2 separate regions of the Homo sapiens genome follow, and region 2 is linked to region 1. A link is a contact called in ENCODE Hi-C or POLR2A ChIA-PET data. All regions are on one chromosome and are shown on one strand. Each heading gives the region's core, a stretch centred on a gene start or an enhancer-like site at or near the end of the contact. The rest is flanking DNA. Distances are from core to core; before and after follow the strand shown.

Region 1 (4,387 bases), core at 611-3,110:
TTTTTCTTAGGCAAATGTATGCTAATTGTAGTGATTTTTATCTATTTTCTGACCGAGGAAAATAGAAGACTGCTGTGGGTTGGGGTTGATTCTAGTAGCAAGGGTACAAGAGATATCCGGTGGCCAGGATTTGCCATCCCCAGTAACCTTGGGTGTACCTCTCCATCACCCAAGGTAACTCCGCCCGAGGTATCCAGCCCACTGACTGTTCATCCCCGTGTCCCTGCCTGACCCCTGTCATTCCACTGGGCCTCGGATCTAAGTGTTCCACGATCTCCAGCACTTCTCGCTCCGTGGCCCCGGCTCCTGGCCTCCACACACTCTTCCCTTACCAACGTTAACCCTCCACGGATTTTGTCTATCACTAGGTCCAGCCCTGATACCTGTCTTCAGCCCCAGCTGAATGGGCAGAGTGTCCCAACCTGACCTTCAAGTCTGTGTGTGGGGTTGAAAAAGAAGAGGACTTTCCCCCTTCCCCTTCTCTCCAGGGTTCTCACCACGGCAGTACCCTACGCAGTGGAAGTTAGAAGCCTCTGCCCCAACTGAACCCCACCTCCCTCACACTCATCCATTCAGCTGAACCCCAACTCCCTCACACTCATCCATTCCTTTCTACCACACCCCGCATCACCTGTCTCTCATGGCTTCCTGTAGTGTCTTGACTTACCTCTGCCTCTGACCTCAATTCATCTTGCACATCATATTCGATCCACTTCTAAAAAGTCATTTAAGGTCTCTAAATGTGTACTCGGTTTCCTTATGGGTAGAAGTGGGCATCAACAGCACCTATCTCATAGGGCAGTTATGAGAATTAAAACAGGTTAGGGGTATCGGGCACCTGGGATAGTGTCCAGCACACAGTAATGAACTCAAATATCAAATATTTTTGCAGTTACTGCTGGAAGTCCTGCTGTGGCCACGTCACACTCCATTAAAAACCTTCAATTGCTCCCTGCTGCTTACAGAGTAATTAGCTCAGGACTCAGGGTCCTTTTTTCCATCTGCCTCAAGTCACTTTTTTTTCCTAAACTTTATCTCTTCAAATTACTCCTTTTTCTCTTCAAATATCTTTTGCTCTGGCTAAAGCCTGCTCAGTTCAAATCTGGAATTGAACTGTCTTGGGTTCAAATCTCCACTCTAACCACTTATGAGCCTTCTCGGGCAAGTTATTTTAATGCTGCAGGCCTTAGTTTTCTTATGAGGAAAAAAGTTTTCTTATGAGGAGGATTAGATGGGATAATGTGGGTGAGGCCTCAGTCAAGGGCATGGCAACGCAGTTAAAGGTTGATTACTCTTCCTCTCTTCCACCTGTTTTGGTTTTGTTTTCTAACTTTTGTGCTATATCTCTGCCTAAAACTTCCCTCTCTGCACAGATAAACCTGTCCTTCAAGGCTCAACTCAAATGTCACCTTCTCCATGTGGGTTTACTTGAAACCCACCCACTAATTTCCTTCCCCCACCAAATACCTACGGCGCATCATGCTATTCTTGGACACAACAGCAAAAGCTCCCGTGTGCTTGCCCTATGTCCTACACTTGACTGACAACATTTGTGGACAGGCCCCACGTCTGATTCATCTTTGAGTTCTCCACACGGTCCTGCATATAGCAGAAACTTGGTAAATATTTGCTGAGTGAAAGAACAAATTTTTGGAGCAAAGGCAAGAGGGAGTTCCAAGCTTTGAAGACTACGGAACCAGCACTGTAGTATAACTGAGCAACAGGACAGAGATGGGTTTGTCCTGGGACATACTAGAGAAGTAAAGAATTTTTTTATTCCAAAGGAGCAGTGAAGCCAAACTATACAAAGTGAAGTGAAGCCAGCTTCCCCTGTCTCCTCCAAGTGAAGCATGGCCGCCTCCCCAGAGCCAAGGGTGTTGCCATTTTAAACAAATAAGTCACCCTGCTCTGATGCAAACAGCCCTCAGTGCTTCAGTCCTGAAGGGAGGGACTCTTGTATACCATGCACTTGAAAAATTAGATCTTTGTTTCCAAGAGGCTATTCTAAACTTCTAACCAGGCCTGTCTGCTTAGCAATCTCCTTAAAAGCATGTGCTGGTAGCAAGTACAGCTGCATTCTTAATCACTTACACCCCACAACCAACTAAAGATAGCTTGAGGAGGTCTGCCATATGCCAAATTCTTCTTTTAAATAAGAACACAAGAATCGTTCATGAAAAAAAAAAATTCAGTCATAGCCATCAGAAAAGGGAAAAGGAAAAAGATTTGACTTTTCTCTCCTTGTTTTGAATGAAATACCAAAGTAGAAAAATTTTGATAAAGAAACAGATACACACTACATCTTGGCACCAGGCTTATGCATCTGCATGGCCTGGCCTCTGAGACCCCTATCACAGTATTTACTCCTGAGTACCCTGAAAATGACTCAGGCCTGTCACAAGTTAGCCACAGACAGCGCCAAGTAATAAACCCAGCCCTCACCGCCCCCATCCTGAACAAATGAGCAGGGTTAACTTTTCTCACTGGCAACCAGAATGGGTTGTGGCTTATGACATGTCTCTCTTTTTCCTTTTTACCTAAACCCTACTAATCACTCAAAGCAAAGCTCAATTCCTTTCTCTTCTGTCAAGCTTTTCACAACTACCTAAACCAAGATAATTTCTTGGTCCATCACTAGGTCCAACCCTGCCCAGCTGTGGGCAGAATGTCCCAACCTGACCCTTCACATTTCTACAATCTGTTTCTAGCATCACTTTTTTTTTTTTTTTTTGCCCTTTACTCACAATACAAGGTAACATATGTATAATCCACAGACCCAGGCCTTTCTAAATAGATTGCCCACTTCCTGAAGACAGGAGCCTCATCTTAGCTAGACTCCTTTAGACATATCCCCCACTCCAAAGTACCTGAGCTACATGGATGAGTAGAATCGATATTGTGAAAATGACCATACTGCCAAAAGCAATCTACAAATTCAATGCAATTCCCATCAAAATACCACCATTATTCTTCACAGAACTAGAAAAAAAAATCCTAAAATTCACATGCAATCAAAAAAGAGCCTGCATAGCCTAAGCAAGACTAAGCAAAAAGAACAAATCTGGAGGCAACCTATTACCTGATTCCAAACTATACTGTAAGGCCATAGTCACCCAAACAGCATGGTAGTGGTATAAAAATAGGCACATAGACCAATGGAACAGAATAGAGAACCAAGAAATAAAACCAAATACTTGCAGACAACTGATCTTTGACAAAGCAAACAAAAACTTAAAGCAGAAAAAGAACACCCTATTCAACAAATGGTACTGGGATAATTGGCAAGCCACATGTAGAGAATGAAACTGGATCCTCATCTCTCATCTTATACAAAAATCAACTCAAGATGGACCAAAGACTTAAATCTAAGGCTTGAAACCAAAAAGATTTTAGAAGATAACGTTGGAAAAACCCTTCTAGACATTGGCTTAGGCAAAGACTTCATGACCAAGAACCCCAAAGCAAATGCAACAAAAACAAAGATATATGGGACTTAAACTTAAAAAGCTTCTGCACAGCAAAAGAAACAATCAGCACAGTTAGCAGACAACCCGCAGAGTGGGAGAAAATCTTCACAATCTATACATCCAACAGAGGACTAATATCCAGAATCTATAAGAACTCAGCGAGAAAAAAAAAATCCCATCAAAAAGTGGGCTAAGGACGTGAATGAACAATTCTCAAAAGAAGATATACAAATGGCCAACAAGCATATGGAGAAATACTCAACATCACTAATTATCAGGGCAATGCAAATCAAAACCACAATGAGATACCACCTCACTCCTGCAAGAATGGCCATAATCAAAAGATCCAAAAATAATAGATGTTGGTGTGGATGTGCTGAAAAGGGAACACTTTTACACTGTTGGTGGGAATGTAAACTAATACAACCACTATGGAAAACAGTGTGGAGATTCCTTAAAGAACTAAAAGCAGAACTGCCATTTGGTCCAGCAATCCCACTACTGGGAAAAGAAGTCATTATATGAAGAAGATACTTTCACATTCATGTTTATAGAAGCACAATGCGCAACTGCAAAAATATGGAACCACCCCAAATGCCTATCAACCAACAAGTGGATAGAGAAAATGTGGTATAGCTGGGCGCGGTGGCTCATGCCTGTAATCCCAGCATTTTGTGAGGCCAAGGTGGGCGGATCACGAGGTCAGGAGATCGAGACCATCCTGGCTAACACGGTGAAACCCTGTCTCTCTTAAAAAATAAGCCGGGTGTGGTGGCGGGCGCCTGTAGTCCCAGCTACTTGGGAGGCTGAGGTAGGAGAATCGCTTGAAGCTGGAGGCAGAGGTTGCGGTGAGCCGAGATCACGCCATTGCACTCCAGCCTGGTCAACAAGAGCGAAAATCTGTCTCAAAAAAAAAAAAA
Region 2 (4,159 bases), core at 637-3,136, 210 kb after region 1:
CAGACGGGGCGGCTGGCCGGGCAGAGGGGCTCCTCACTTCCCAGTAGGGGCGGCCGGGCAGAGGCACCCCTCACCTCCCGGATGGGGTGGCTGGCCGGGCGGGGGGCTGACCCCCCACCTCCCTCCCGGACGGGGCGGCTGGCCGGGCGGGGCGCTGACCCCCCCACCTCCCTCCCGGACGGGGCGGCTGGCCAGGTGGAGGGCTGACCCCCCCACCTCCCTCCCGGACGGGGCGGCTGGCCGGGCGGGGGGCTGACCCCCCCACCTCCTTCCCGGACGGGGCGGCTGGCCGGGCAGAGGGGCTCCTCACTTCCCAGTAGGGGCGGCCGGGCAGAGGCACCCCTCACCTCCCGGATGGGGTGGCTGGCCGGGCGGGGGGCTGCCCCCCCACCTCCCTCCCGGACGGGGCGGCTGGCCGGGCGGGGGGCTGACCCCCCCACCTCCCTCCCGGACGGGGCGGCTGGCCAGGTGGGGGGCTGACCCCCCCACCTCCCTCCCGGACGGGGCGGCTGTCCGGGCGGGGGGCTGACCCCCCACCTCCCTCCCGGACGGGGCGGCTGGCCAGGCGGGGGGCTGACCCCCCCACCTTCCTCCCGGACGGGCGGCTGGCCGGGCGGGGGGCTGACCCCCCCACCTCCCTCCCGGACAGGGTGGCTGCTGGGCGGAGACGCTCCTCACTTCTCAGACGGGGCGGTTGCCAGGCAGAGGGTCTCCTCACTTCTCAGACGGGTCAGCCGGGCAGAGACGCTCCTCACATCCCAGACGGGGCGGCAGGGCAGAGGCGCTCCCCACATCTCAGACGATGGGCGGCCTGGCAGAGACGCTCCTCACTTCCTAGATGGGATGGCGGCCGGGCAGAGACGCTCCTCACTTTCCAGACTGGGCAGCCAGTCAGAGAGGCTCCTCACATCCCAGACGATGGGCGGCCAGGCAGAGACGCTCCTCACTTCCCAGACGGGGTGGTGGCCAGGCAGAGGCTGCAATCTCGGCACTTTGGGGGGCCAAGGCAGGCAGCTGGGAGGTGGAGGTTGTAGCGAGCCGAGATCATGCCACTGCACTCCAGCCTGGGCACCATTGAGCACTGAGTGAACGCGACTCCGTCTGCCATCCTGGCACCTCGGGAGGCCAAGGCTGGCGGATCACTCGCGGTTAGGAGCTGGAGACCAGCCTGGCCAACACAGCGAAACCCCGTCTCCACCAAAAAAATACGAAAACCAGTCAGGCGTGGCGGCGCGCACCTGCAATCGCAGGCACTGGGCAGGCTGAGGCAGGAGAATCAGGCAGGGAGGCTGCAGTGAGCCGAGATGGCAGCAGTACAGTCCAGCTTCGGCTCGGCATCAGAGGGAGACCGTGGGGAGAGGGAGAGGGAGAGGGAGAGGGAGAACCTAAATATACTTCTTTGTAGAGAGGATCGTGAACTGCTTTAAGTCTGGTGGCATCAGAGGAAAAATTAGACATCTTCAGGTTGATTCCACAGAGCAGTTGTTTCCTTTTTCACTTGACTTACATAGAATTAAGTCAGGTTATATAAATAAATGTAAAATCAAGTTGGTTTTTCCATTGTAAGGAGAAAAATGCTTTCATATTACTTAAAATGCATTTCAATAAATATAGAAAATTACATACAAATGGCCGGGTGCGGTGGCTCATGCCTGTAATCCCAGAACTTTGGGAGGCTGAGGCATGCGGATCACCTGAGGTTGGGAGTTCGAGACCAGCCTGACCAATATGGAGAAACCCTATCTGTACTAAAAATACAAAATTAGCCGGGCGTGGTGGCACATGCCTGTAATCCCAGCTACTCAGGAGGCTGAGGCAGCAGAATCGCTTGAACCCGGGAGGCGGAGGTTGCGGTGAGCCGAGATTGTGCCGTTGCACTCCAGCCTGGAAAACAAGAGTGAAACTCCGTCTCAAAAGAAAAAAAAAATTTACATACAAATTATATACCCCACATGAGAGTTTCTTGTGAGGAATTATAGTCCCCTACAACTACCAAGTCCCCTACAAAAAACAATTTACCTTACCCCCGCTTTTTTTTAGTAGAAATTGACACTGGGTTGAGGGTGTCCTATGGAATGAATGAGTAAAACTGAAACATTCGACTTGTTAGAAGGAAACATGACCATGATTTCAAGGATGATCCAATGTAGCTTGGCGGCAGCCCCTGATAGCTCTCCTGCTATGTGTTTTTTTTTTGGTAGCAGTGATGGAGAAAACAATGAAGATGAAATTTCCAGGAAATAACCCAATCAGGTGTTGCTTAATGGAGTCTACTGTCATTAAAATCCAATTTGATTCATTTGGAGAGTGAAATATCACAATTGCAACTGCACCATAATGGCTTTTTGGAAGATGGAATTTGTATAAACTGGGTTAATCCCTTGATCACCAATTCAAATAAAAATAGATAAAACATGAGGAGGTTGGCAGGGGTGAAGGACTGGGAATAGCAACGGTGTTGCCAGAAGGTGTCTTTCCTGCCAAGGGGAATTGGCATAGGGAACCGTCTCTGAGCCCAAGTTCTGGAAGCCACAACCTGATGGAGACAGAAGACAGATTGCCTAGGTCCAGCTGGGGAGTGGAGCCCTGCTGGCCCAGCCAGATCACAAGTGAATTGCCCCTCTGACCTACACATGTGCTCTGTGTGTCGAAATTTGCATTTCTTTCCATTTAGAATTTTGCTTTCTATTAGCCCACAAGAAGTTTAATGGCTGTCATGAACAAGTTTTGTTGTGTTTTCCTTTGGAAATGTAGCTGTTAGGAAATCATTCAATGAGTTCTGGGTTTATACCTAGAAATGGTCCCCTGGAAGTCTGGAAGAGTTAGATGCTACCACAAGGTTCTACCAGACGTGCAGGGCATAACTTGTACACGCAGGCTGGGTCAGCCGTATTGAGTGGATTGCAGGAGGAAACCTTAACTATGAGGCTGCTACCTTGGACTTGAAATACTTTGACAATCAACAATTAGTGAGAATTGGGATAAGATTTGTTTCTCCTTGGCAAATTCTTCTAACATTCTACAAGCAAAATGGGATTTCAAAGGCAAGAATTGCTCAGTGATGACAAACTTTTAATTACCTCACATACAAAAGATTGGCATGGTATTTATGATTTTTAATATAGTCATTAAAAAAGACTCCACAAGAATCTCTACTAAGCTGTGCTTGATTTGCCTGTACATTGGGTAGGATGCCTTTGAATGCAAGTTACAGAAAGCACAGGTCAGAATGGTTTAGGCCATTCTGGATAATTTGTTATCTTGCATAGGGTAAGTTGCAGGTTGGTTCCAAAATCAACATCCCAAGATATACAAGTGTCTCCCATTCTTTCCATTTTGCCCTTCTCAATGAGCTTTGTGCTTTCTCCTTGTGCCAAGATAGCAGCCAGATTTCTGACATCAAAATAGATATGACCTTGTCCAGCAGAAGAAAATTCTCCCTGTGTGTTGCTTTTTATTATTATGGAAAGATTTCTCAGAAACCCCTTCATTGACCTTCTGTCACATCTCATTGGCCAGCACTGGATCACAATCGCTTCCTAAATCAGTCAGTAGGGAGGTGAATGGGCTCACACTGACTACTTAGAGCTATAGATGAATCAACTCCTGGGTCAAGTGGGCAAGAGGTGGATCCCTGACCAAAATCTCACACACATGTACATACGTGCATGCCTATCCAATAATAGCCAACTGCTGAAGTGTGTGTACTCCACAGGCAGATGCTGATGCCAAGTTTGGGGTGCAAAATGTTATTAGGGTTCAATTCCTTTGAAGGGAAGGGAGAGAAAGCGGGGTTGGGTAGTGGAAGGAGTTGAACTGCAAGGTAGGCCTGAAAAAGTCTGGGCCATTTCTTGGCTTTGGAGGGTTCCGGGGCAAGTATTGCCTGCTTGTATCCTGCATTGGGTCGAAATGACCAGGACTTTATACCTAGGAGATGACTCATCAGATGTGGGCTGCTGGGAGAGGCAGCTCTCTGCAGCTGAGGCAGATTTGGAAGGCTACATTCCCCATAGCTGGGCAGAAGGTCCTGCCCTGCTGGGGGATCAGGGTGGTATACCCCCATGTATGTCATGCCAACCGTGTCTGTCACAGCCCAGTGTGCATAACTACATGAGTGTGAAAAATATATAACTGCATTTATTTAAAAGGATTTTATAGT

What was found. A loop is a pair of places that touch in the nucleus more often than their neighbours do. ChIA-PET counts read pairs that join two places held with the same protein, here RNA polymerase II (POLR2A). Pooled maps may share reads with other maps.
Region 2: POLR2A ChIA-PET joins it to region 1 with 16 read pairs in activated CD4-positive, alpha-beta T cell. The contact joins the promoter of LINC03050 here to the enhancer-like site in region 1. A Hi-C loop is called at or near these places in 10 of 37 single-sample maps with no recorded cell type and 5 of 50 pooled maps. POLR2A ChIA-PET finds 5 or more read pairs at or near these places in 2 of 52 experiments (GM10248 and activated CD4-positive, alpha-beta T cell).

The regions. Positions count from the first base shown.
Region 1 is chr2:65,394,896-65,399,282 of GRCh38, forward strand. The region is part of intron 1 of SPRED2 (sprouty related EVH1 domain containing 2); the gene reads right to left. Among named protein-coding and RNA genes, the nearest start is that of SPRED2, 36 kb to the right of the region's middle. Within about 2 kb of position 1,861, at least 12 of the 41 ENCODE cell types and tissues checked have a DNase peak (open chromatin) inside an H3K27ac peak, as active enhancers do.
Region 2 is chr2:65,600,479-65,604,637 of GRCh38, forward strand. It overlaps LINC03050 (long intergenic non-protein coding RNA 3050), which reads right to left and starts at 1,887. Exons shown (of 3, transcript NR_182288.2): 1 at 679-1,887. RefSeq lists enhancers at 579-1,172, 1,173-1,766.